2 separate regions of the Homo sapiens genome follow, and region 2 is linked to region 1. A link is a loop called in an ENCODE intact Hi-C map of the cell type or tissue named here. Cell type or tissue: Caco-2. All regions are shown on one strand. Links, peaks and the distances in the headings refer to the core of each region. The heading gives the core; the rest is flanking DNA.

Region 1 (5,387 bases), core at 122-5,121:
TAAGACATAATTCTTATGGAATTTATGGCCATAACTGCATCTTTAATATTAGGGAGATGTTTACTAGAGTTTTCCCATCCAATCATAGAATCTTGGATCCAGTAGGTAATGCAAATGTCTTGTGATAAAAACTTTTAAAATGTAGTAAATTACCTTGGATGACTAAACTATCTAGATGGATGGACCTTATTCTGAATTTTCTTTGAAACTAGCAGTATTCTAATAGAGTTTCAATTAATTTAATAAGGCTACTTTGACTAATAGCCATTAAAAGGTAGTATAAAATGTGACATTCCTTTTTTAAAAATTAATAGCCCTTACTTTTAGAGCACTTTTGGGTTTATAGAAAAATTATACAGATCATACAGAGAGTTCTCATATACCCCCTCTTCCATATTCCTCCCCACAATTTACCTAATTATTAACATCTCGGTGTGGCATATGTGTTATAATTAATCAATATTGTTACATTATTATTAACTAAGGGTCATGATTTACATGAGGATTCACTCTTTGTATTGTATAGTTTTATGAATTTTGACAAATACATAATGTCATGCATCTATCATTAGAGTATCATACACAATGGTTTCACTTGCTTAAAAATCCTTTTCACACCATCTCTTCATCATTCCCTACGTCCCTTTCTTTCTCCCCCTTGAGTCTCTGGTTTTAAGAGTTATTGTTATATTTTGGATAACAGTCCTTTATTAGATATGTGTTTTGCAAATATTTTCTCCCAGTCTGTGTCTTCTTGTTTCCTTTTATTAACAGTGTCTTTTGCAGAGTAAAAGTACTTATTTATTTATTTATTTATTGAGACAGAGTCTAGCTCTGTCACCCAGGCTGGAGTGCAGTGGTGCCATCTTTGATCACTTCAGCCTCCACCTCCTGGGTTCAAGTGATTCTTGTGTCTCAGAGTCCTGAGTAGCTGGGACTACAGGCATGTGGCACCATGCCTGGCTAATTTTTATATTTTTAGTACAGATGGTGTTTCACCATATTGGTCAGGCTGGTCTTGAGCTCCTGACCTCAAGTGATCTGCCTGCCTTGGCTTCCCAAAGTGCTGAGATTACAGGCATGAGCCACTACACCCGACAGAAGCTTTTAATTTTAATGAAGTCCAACTTACTACTTTTTTCTTTCATGAGTCATACGTTTGGTATTTTATCTAAAAAGTCATCACCAAACCCAGGGTGACTTAGATTTTCTACAATGTTGTTGTTTTTTTTTTTTTTCTAGAGGTTGTATTGCTTTAATTTTACAATTAAGCTTATGAAACCATTTGAGTTAATTTTTATGAAGGGTGTAAAGTCTGTGTCTAGCTTCTTTTTTTTTTTTTGCATGTAGATGTTCCATTGTTCCAGCATCATTTGTTGAAAATATTCTTCTTTCTCAATTGAATTGCCTTTGTTCCTTTGTCAAAGATCAGTTGAGTATACTTGTGTGGGTCTATTTCTGAGCTCTCTATTCATTGATCTATCTGTTTATTCTTTTTCCACCACCACATTGTTCTGATCATTATAGCTTTATAGTAAATCTCCAAGTCATGTGGTGTCAGTTCTCTGACTTCATTCTTCCACTTCAGCATTGCACTAACTAATCTGGCTCTATTGCCTTTTCATGTAAACTTTAGAATCTCTTAATAATCAATTCTCAAAATAACTTGCTGGGATTTTGGTTGAGATTTTCTTGACACTTTAGATCAAGCTGGGAAGAACTGATATCTTGAAAATATTGAGTCTTCCTATCCATGAGCATGGAATAACTCCATTTATTTAAATCTTCTTTCATCAGAGTTTTGTAGTTTTGCTATTACAGATTTGTATATATTTTGTTAGGTTTATGCCTAAGTATTTCTTCTCTCACTCTTCAGTGTTAATGTAAATGTTGTTGCGTTTCTAGATTCAAATTTCAGTTGTTCATTGCTGGTATAGGAAAGTAATTGACTTTTGTATATTAACCTTGTATCCTGAAACCTTCTATAATCACTTATTAGTTCCTGTAGTTTTTTTGTGTGTTGATTCTTTGGAATTTTCTACCTAAACATTCATGTCATCCATGGGCAAAGACAGTTTTATTTATTCTACTCAATCTTATGCCTTTTATTTCTTTATCTTGTCCTGTTTTATCAGCTAGGATTTTCAGTGTAATGTTGAATAGGAGTGAAAGAACATAGTTACTTTTTTAAAAGAAAATATTTTATGAATTTGATAGTAGAATTAGGCAATTTAATCCCATGTTAAATAAGAATATAAAATTTTGATTAGTAGGGTAGCCAAGCTTCTTATAAAATAATAAATTGCTGAGAAAACCAATTTAAATTCCCCTGGAAACAGCGATTTCTGACTGACGTAATGGATCAAAAGGAGATTTTCTTTTAAGTCAGTGTCCAGGGAGTATGTAAAACAATTGAATAAGGAACCCCTCTTATATTAAATACAAAGCACCCAGAGGAATAAAAAAATCAATAAACATACACACATACATGCAAGACACACCAGGGAGCATATAAAACATATAAAATATTCTCATTTCCTAATTCAATTTGATAATAACAACTAATTTTAAAAATCAGACCTTTAGTGACTATTATGGAGAGACATAGTGGGTGAAAGGAAAGAAATTTTTTAGCATCATTATAGACTACCAGATACCTTTGCTGTATTAAGATTTTTTTAAATGGAAAAACAGAAGAGATAAGGAAGAATAGAAACAAAGGATGACACAGTCACATGTTCACAAGACAAAGAAACGCAAACACACATACTCACTTCATACTGGAGTTGCAAATGTGAACTAGCACAGCTAAAAGGGAGAGACAATTACAGGGACTCACAAAATTACTATGTAGGAGGCTTTCATGTGGATGAAGAGACAGGATAACAAGCACCTGCGGAATAAAACACACACACACACGCACACACACACACACGCCCACCATGAAGCTCCGTTCAAAATTCAAATGCATATAATCTGCAGAAAAACAAAGATACACTCATTTTAAAGCGTGTATCCCTGACACATTTTAAAGTGGATATCCCTGTTTCCATTTTGTTTTATAGATGGTTTGATTCTAACTTCATTTGGAAACATAGATGATCTGAAATCTTAATTTTTGAGAAAGAAAACCCAAATTTAGTCTTCAGGAGAGTTTTAAATATCTTGAAACAAAACAGGGGTTGGGATGCGGGAGCAGGGCAATGGGGACATTTAAGATGGAGTAACATCCCCATCTTGTGGTATATCAGAATATTGACTCTTCTTTTTAACACTATTTTGATTTAACATAGTTTTGGGTAAAAACATATCTAACTTGATTATGGGAACACGAGAGAGTAGTGACACAGGAAATTGAATCTGCAATTTCTCAACCCATTAAATTGTTCATCAATGCTGAACTAATACAAGAGTTACATTAATAAGCGGCAGGTTTAATTACTTAGCAGATGGCTGTTCAGTGTTCACCTTAATGTTATCAGACTCAGCAAAAACAAAGAGATGACCCGCATTTGTATCTATCTGTTCTACAATATATTGTCTAGAGGTTTCATTTTTTATTTTATTTTATTATTATTATTTTTGAGACTGAGTCTCGCTCTGTCGCCCAGGCTGGAGTGCAGTGGCGCGATCTGGACTCACTGCAAGCTCCACCTCCTGGGTTCAGGTCATTCTCCTGCCTCAGCCTCCCGAGTAGCTGGGAAGCGCCTGCCGCCACGCCCGGCTAATTTTTTGTATTTTTAGTAGAGATGGGGTTTCACTGTGTTAGCCAGGATGGTCTCGATCTCCTGACCTCGTGATCTGCCCACCTCGGCCTCCGAAAGTGTTGGGATTACAGGCGTGAGCCACCGCGCCCGGCCGAGGTTTCATTTTTAAAAAATGACAAACATTCTTGTTACTTTCTTGCACTTTTTTTTTCTTTCTTTTTCTTTTTCTTTTTCTTCTCTTTTCTTTTCTTTTCTTTTTTTTTTTTTTTGAGACGGAGTTCGCTCTGTTGCCCAGACTGGAGGGCAGTGGCACAATCTCGGCTCACTGCAACCTCTGCCTCCTGGGTTCAAGCGATTCTCCTGCCTCAGCTTCCCAAGTAGCTAGGATTACAGGTGCCCACCACCACGCTCAGCTAACTTTTTGTATTTTTAGTAGAGATGGGGTTTCACCATATTGGTCAGGCTGGTCTCGAACTCCTGACCTCAAATGATCCACCTGCCTAGGCCTCCCAAAGTGCTGGGATTACAGGCGTGAGCCACCACGCCTGACTATTGTCTTGCACTTTCTAATATAACAAAAAGTGAAGACTACTGCCACCACCAAAAACAATGCTTGCTTTGCTATAATCCTTTTCCTCAGACTGAGACACTTTGGCCTATTTAAAATGTGGGTAATGGCTCTAAAAATGCTTGTTTAGGATGCAGATGTATTCTCTATTTTGTCTTCTTTGACATTTTTATGTGGTTTTGGTTCTTTAGCATATGAAGTTTTATTTTTAATCAATCCATGATTTGTCCCTAAGTTGTTCTGATGGGAATATGAGAATACATAAAGGGAATATGAGATACAGCTCCTAGTGACAACATACTTATAGTCTAGTTGAAGACATAGACATGCCTACAAGAATTATAATTTAAAAACAAAACAGTGCGCAAGTTATTTTGATGTGCCACATCAAATTTTGTAGTTCTTTCCATCTTCTGCTTTAGTCACTCAATTCACTTGATAACTCCTTGAGGAGGCATCAACTGGGCATTTACTATTTTCATGATATTGTACTAGGAGCCATGAAGAATAACGAATAAAAGGTGCAGGGAAATATTAAAGCCTTTATAATCTAGTTTGGGTGACTAACCACAAAAATTTTTGGTGCCTACACCTATGTATAATATATTGACATAAATGGAAAGTGTGGGAGTTTTGGGTCTTAAGTGATAGGTCTCTCATTCACATGTTAAACTTATTTTTAAATATAAAGATAAAGAAAATTTAGAAATGACGGAATAAAAATCTGTAACACTGCTTCATTACCAAGTATTTACTATTTTGATGTACAATTGATTTTCCCCCTCATCTCAGGGTTTAGAGTTCTTAAGAACCACTGTGTAGGAGACTATAGCTGAAGCACATAGACCATATTTAGAAATTAGGACAGGATTACCAAGATCTTAACTCTTTTTAAAATTTAGTTAGAAAATATTTAGGAATAACTCTCATGAAAAGGTTCAAGTCTTTCTTGAAGAGAACTACAAAATAAGTAGAGGAACATAAAAGAATCTTGATTAAGTGGATGTTCTTGGGTGTGAAATATTAATATTGTAAAGAAGTAAATTCTCCTCAGATTACTACACAAATAGAATGCAATTCCCATTGGAATCCCAACTTTGCAACGTGGCTCT
Region 2 (5,387 bases), core at 217-5,216, 330 kb before region 1:
AGTCTAAAGCTGGGAACAAATCTCTAGTTTCTTTTTTTTTTCACAGACCCAACCCCTTCATCACTATTATCCTCTAAGTAAGTAATTAGAATAGTTCTCAGGCCTAAGGAGATATGCTATTATTGTTCATCTACTTTTCTTCCTATAATTCCACTGCTTTGCATCCAAGCCTATGTAGCAACCTTATGTGGACACACAAAAGTCATGAGATGATCATTCCTCATATGAGATACTTTAAGCACTGATTTTCCTGGGAATTCATTTCTTCTGTTTCCTGTAACTAAATCTCGTTACCAAAACGAAAGTGTTAATTGCTTAGGCTCTGGAAGCAGACAAAACTGAGCTCAAGTGCCAATTCTGTCACTGGGTGCTATGTGACCTCAGCAACTTACCTGAGCCTCAATTTTCTCATCTAGAAAATGGGGACAATAGCACTTAACTCACAGGAAGGGATGAGATAATGCATATAAAAGTTTAGAAAGTGCCTGTTACAGTAACAACTCAATAAACAACAATTTGTAGAAAAAGTATGGCTTACTACATGCTGAAAGGGGAGCTTGTCTAAACAGCAACATGTTTAAGTTTTTTTGTGACTGTTAAAGTACTTCATTCACAAACTAGCAATCAGATTATACTTTATGAGCCTTAAAATTTACAGAGAAAGTCTTAAGGGCCATATAAGCACACTAATACATTAAAAAAGAAACATAAAGCATTCATCATTCGTCCTCATATCCTTGTTGATTTGTCTCTGAAGTGAGAGACCATATCTACCAAAGTGTGGCTTTCCCAGTGCTGCAGACCCACTGAAATTATTCAATGTTTTCTCAGCATAACTGTAAAATACACGAGGCAAGAAAACATTTCCTAGATAGAAAATTCTATCACTTCTCCTATCTTCTCTTCTCACTTATGGCTGCTCTCTCACCTGCCTGAAGATTTCTAGGTAGACTAATCAAGAAAAGGAAATTAACATAACTGAGTATATATTACATATCAAACACTTGAATATGGTTACTTTATTTCCCTTAATCTGCACAACAATCCCATTAGAAAGGTATTATTACCCTTAATTTATAAATAAGGAAAGCAATACTCAGAGAGACTAAGTAACTTGCCCAGGGTCACACAGCTAGCAAGTGGGCTTTAACTCAAAGTTTGTGTGGTTCTAAAGCATATGTCATTTACACTCTAACATGCTCTAATTAGTTTGTTCAGGGCTAGGATCAACCTAGTATAAAGGGGCCAGGGGCAGTAACTACAGAGACATCCTAGATTTCAGGTAAAATGATGAGGAATATGGGAATGGCCAGGATGCAGTATAGAGCTGAGTGGGAAAAATCTGCTTTTTGTCATCTGGCTCATCAATATTTGTTTCAATCATCCCTTATTTGTAGTTTTTCTCACTCACAGGTGGTAAATAGTTATGGTGAATGTGTCATGTTGGTACAACAGATTATAACCTTATATCATTGCTGATTGGTAATCAGAGAAAGGAACCTGACCCAAGACAGGGCAATTACTCCCTTCCATGGGAATTTTGGATTTGGAGAAAGTGAGACCAGGCTCTCTTTAGGTGGCTGTATCTACAGAACTTGTGAGCTGTTGTTCCATTGTGTTAACTAGAGCCATAGAGGAAGCAAATCTGTAGAAAGAGAGAAAAATGAAGCAGAGGAGAGACACGTTTTAATACCATTCGGGGGCTTGTTTCCAATCCCAGGTCAGCTCTGCTTGTTTTCTTTGATACATTATGGAATCTTTATAATGAATTTCCCTATTGCTTAAGCTAATACAAATTGGGCATCTGTTACTTTCAACAAAGAGTTCTAACCAAGTTGCCTGAGACTTCACATTTAGTGATGAACAATTTGCAGCAAGGGGCTAGGCATGCTTTGTACCTGGGTGTGAAGCTTCCCCTCTCCCCACATCTCTGCTGTCTCTGCATGATTTGCTGACTCCTAATCTTGTCCACTCACTGGTGTAGACATCATCACAGAACATGGTCAGCTATCACCACATCCAGCAGAAACTCAGAGTTACCACTGTCTATCCTCATGGGGTCAGGAAGAACACAGACCAGAGAGAGTCAGCCATGTTGCTTCTGATTTATTTCAGCATAAATTGCATTTTGAAGGTTCTTTCACAACTAGGAAAGAACAAACAAAGGAGTACATTCTTTTTCCGAATTTGGGTTATCACCTTTGATTTATTTTCCACTGCTTTGAAAAAACCTGTTCAGCCAGATTCTCTCACTGCTCTGGCCACTCCCTGGGCAGTGCAGTATGCGCTCTGGGAAACAGCACTCACACTTTCTTTAGGCTATGAGGAGTGTAGAGACAGTAATAGAATTAGTGATAATTGTATAATAATGAGTCATTTATTGAAGGTCTGCATGTGAGACATCGTACTAAGCACTTTATGTGGATAATCTTATTTAACTCTCACAACTCTCAGAATCTTCACAACTCTATATAAAGTTGATATTATTTCTTCCCCTCCCCGCTTTTGCAGATGAGAAAACAGGTTTAGAGGTTGAGTATCTTTTCAAAGGACAGACAGAGTAAGCAATGAAGTCAGGAATCAAACCACACATTCCCACTGCACAGCCTGTGCTCTGTAGTAAGTGACACCCTAGGCCCTGACAGAGGTAAATGGTACCTACACCTGTGTCTTCAGGAAGCCAGGGATCTCGTCCCGATTCTTCCATTAATTTGTTTTGTTACTTTAGGGAAAATACTCAACTTTTCTGGGCCACAGTTTTCTTCTCCTTTATAAATGGGATTATCTCTGAGATCATTATCCTGCCCAAAGCCAGAAAATAACAAGCACTAAAGGAGGGAAGTTTGTGTTCCAGGCACTATGTGTGGTGGTGTAAGGTCACCACCAAGCACAGCTGGAGGGATTCCTTAAGATGGGGGACAGAAGAAGTCATGTGTGATTCCATTAGGATAAAAGACACCCATCAAAACTTCACTGGGCATGATACTTTACCAAGAGAATTTTGGGGATAGGCTGTGCCCTGCCTTCTAGAAGTTTTTAATCTAGTTATATCACCGAGGCCCACTGTGAATGCCTACATGCAGTAGGCACCAAGCTACTGGCACCAGCACCATACAATCTAAATGATTCTCAAGGATCACTTTTTGCTTTGAAATATCTCCTTTGCTGGACTAAAATTCTTTCATTAGATACATGGTTTGAATTATGGTATAGAGTCTCTCAAGATGCAAATACTCCAGAAGCAACAGAGGAGGAAAACAGTCAATAATACCTCAAGGACAAATAGCTTATGAGAAAATTCAAAGCCAACTTACCAGAACAAGAATAAAGCTCTAAGGGAACAAGACCTAACCAGGGGAATGGTAGAGAATAAAGGCAAGGGTTTAAATAGAGAAGGATGGGGGCAGGACTATGGGAGTTGGGAGCTCCACACTGTGGACCTTTTGGGTGGCTGGAAGAAAAGAGAAGGGAGAAAGGAGAAGTATTAGGGTAGTAATATCCTGAGGGGCTGCAGGGCCTGAATCTTCCAGAAAACAGTTAATGATACTGGAAAGGTAAAGGGAAGGATCTCCAAAACAAATCTTTCACCCAAGGGCTGACCTACCAATTAGGCATGGGACACACAGTGCCCAGGGCTCACAACAGTTATAGAACAGAAGGAAAAAAATAAGATTTTAGGTTAAAGAACTGTTTCAAAATATATTAATTTATCTTTTTGCCAACACGGTCATAAAATATAATTTTTAATATTTTTTAAGGAATAAGGGGCTTCAAAGGCAAGGGTACCTATGTTCTATGAAAGCCTCTCACCTCTTAACTATTGTATACTGAAGGCTTATTCTAGGCAGGCACTCTGTGGTGTAAGTCCTTGTTTAATCTCATGGCTCTCTGAGGCTTGTGCTCTTATATACCCATTTCATAAGTGAAAAAATTGAGGTTCCTGACATTAAGATTACACAGTAAAGATATGGAGGCAGGATGCCAGCCCAGACATGTCTCGTTCCAAAGTCCTAATTCTGAACCACTAGCCATACTGCTGTCTTCCCTTTCGGCCTCTACCTTGCCAAATGCTGACAGTGTGCTGGACACAGATAGCCCAGACAGCCAAGACAAAAGTCCAATAGAATGAAGATGCCTTGTGAGCACAGGGCAGAGGTAAAGGCATTCGGGACACAGGGGGTTGGATGGCAAGGAGAGAATGATGACATCACTGGTGGGAGGTTGATGGTGAAAGTTCAGGCCATCACTCCTGAGGCTCCAATATAGGAGAGGAAAGAGACAAAGGTCATTCGGTCAGTCAAAAAGATTTACTAAGCACCAGAGAGAGTTCTGAACCATATCCTATCAAATCATCCCTGGCATGAGGGAAAATATGCAGATGATTAAGCCAGCAGCAGGATGTAAAGGCTTCCAATCAGCACTACACTCAATCTTTGCACTTTTCCCACTACCTAGGTGGGTGAGAAGCATTTTTTATTTTGCATGATAAATCTGTGCCCCACAATTACGTTTAATTCATGAGACTGTGCATTTAATATCACCCTTTCACTGGCCATCCGAGGAAGGGGCTTGTTTTGGGAATGATTTTCAACAAGGGAAGTCCAGTCTGGTTTGCAGATGACACAGAAATCACTGTACTTTCTTTTGCTGAGATCCAGCAAACTGTTTCTTTTCACTCCCGTCCTTGTTCTCATTCTTCCATTTGGACACCTAGATGCTATTTGAGGCCTGCGGTCTCTGCTGGGGAAAGGCATAGGCCTGTCCGGGGCAGGGTTCCAGACACAGTAGCCTGCCTGCCCCAACAGCTGGGGTTGAAGGTATGAGAACGCCTAGGAACAAGGAAAATCCTGCACAGCAGAACTGGGGCTGGGGTCCTCAGTAAACTGCTTCTTTTTAAGTAGCTATGCTTCACTTTTCCAAAAGACTTGAAACATAAACTTTCTGGAGGGATTTGAAAATGCCATTATTGCACAATCCTCTGGTTTCTGTTTCTTCCCCTGCCCCCATCCCTTTCCACAAAATAAATGCATTCTTTGTCTCCGGTGCTGCCCTAGAAACAGGGAATGTGCCACACAAAGGTAACAATTCAGTCCATAGGTCACTTTTTTTCACCCCAGGTAGACTTCTGTCTTTCTCAACCAGGCATAAACACAAGAACCAAATCTGCCACTGCCTACATACTCAAGGGAATATCTTGGTTCCATCATCTGCAAACTTTCCTCGGGCTATTTTACTCATGGCTGATTAGAGATAGGACTGGGGATAGATAACATTAGAAAGAGACCAATCCGAAAGCTAATATATGACTCTTGATTTGATTCTTGAAGTAAAAATGTTTAGGATCCAGGAATAGTAAATTCTAGCTCCTCAAGTACTTGGAGGTGAGA

The links. Peaks named below come from ENCODE experiments on the same cell type or tissue, not always from the same donor. Only the 100,000 strongest peaks of a DNase experiment are listed, where the experiment ranks them.
Region 2: it touches region 1 in a loop (15-fold over the local background); 2 of 110 quality-filtered maps call a loop at or near these places.

What each region holds. Positions count from the first base shown.
Region 1 is chr11:96,423,748-96,429,134 of GRCh38, forward strand. No RefSeq gene overlaps it. Among named protein-coding and RNA genes, the nearest start is that of JRKL, 36 kb to the left of the region's middle. RefSeq lists a silencer at 3,866-4,078. In Caco-2, for the core only: a CTCF peak has its summit at 3,210; no DNase peak of the experiment used is centred there; H3K27me3 peaks cover 118 bases.
Region 2 is chr11:96,093,959-96,099,345 of GRCh38, forward strand. The region is part of intron 1 of MAML2 (mastermind like transcriptional coactivator 2); the gene reads right to left. Among named protein-coding and RNA genes, the nearest start is that of MTMR2, 170 kb to the left of the region's middle. RefSeq lists a silencer at 1,827-2,121. In Caco-2, for the core only: no CTCF peak of the experiment used is centred there; DNase peaks (open chromatin) are centred at 2,263, 2,615, 4,133 and 5,063.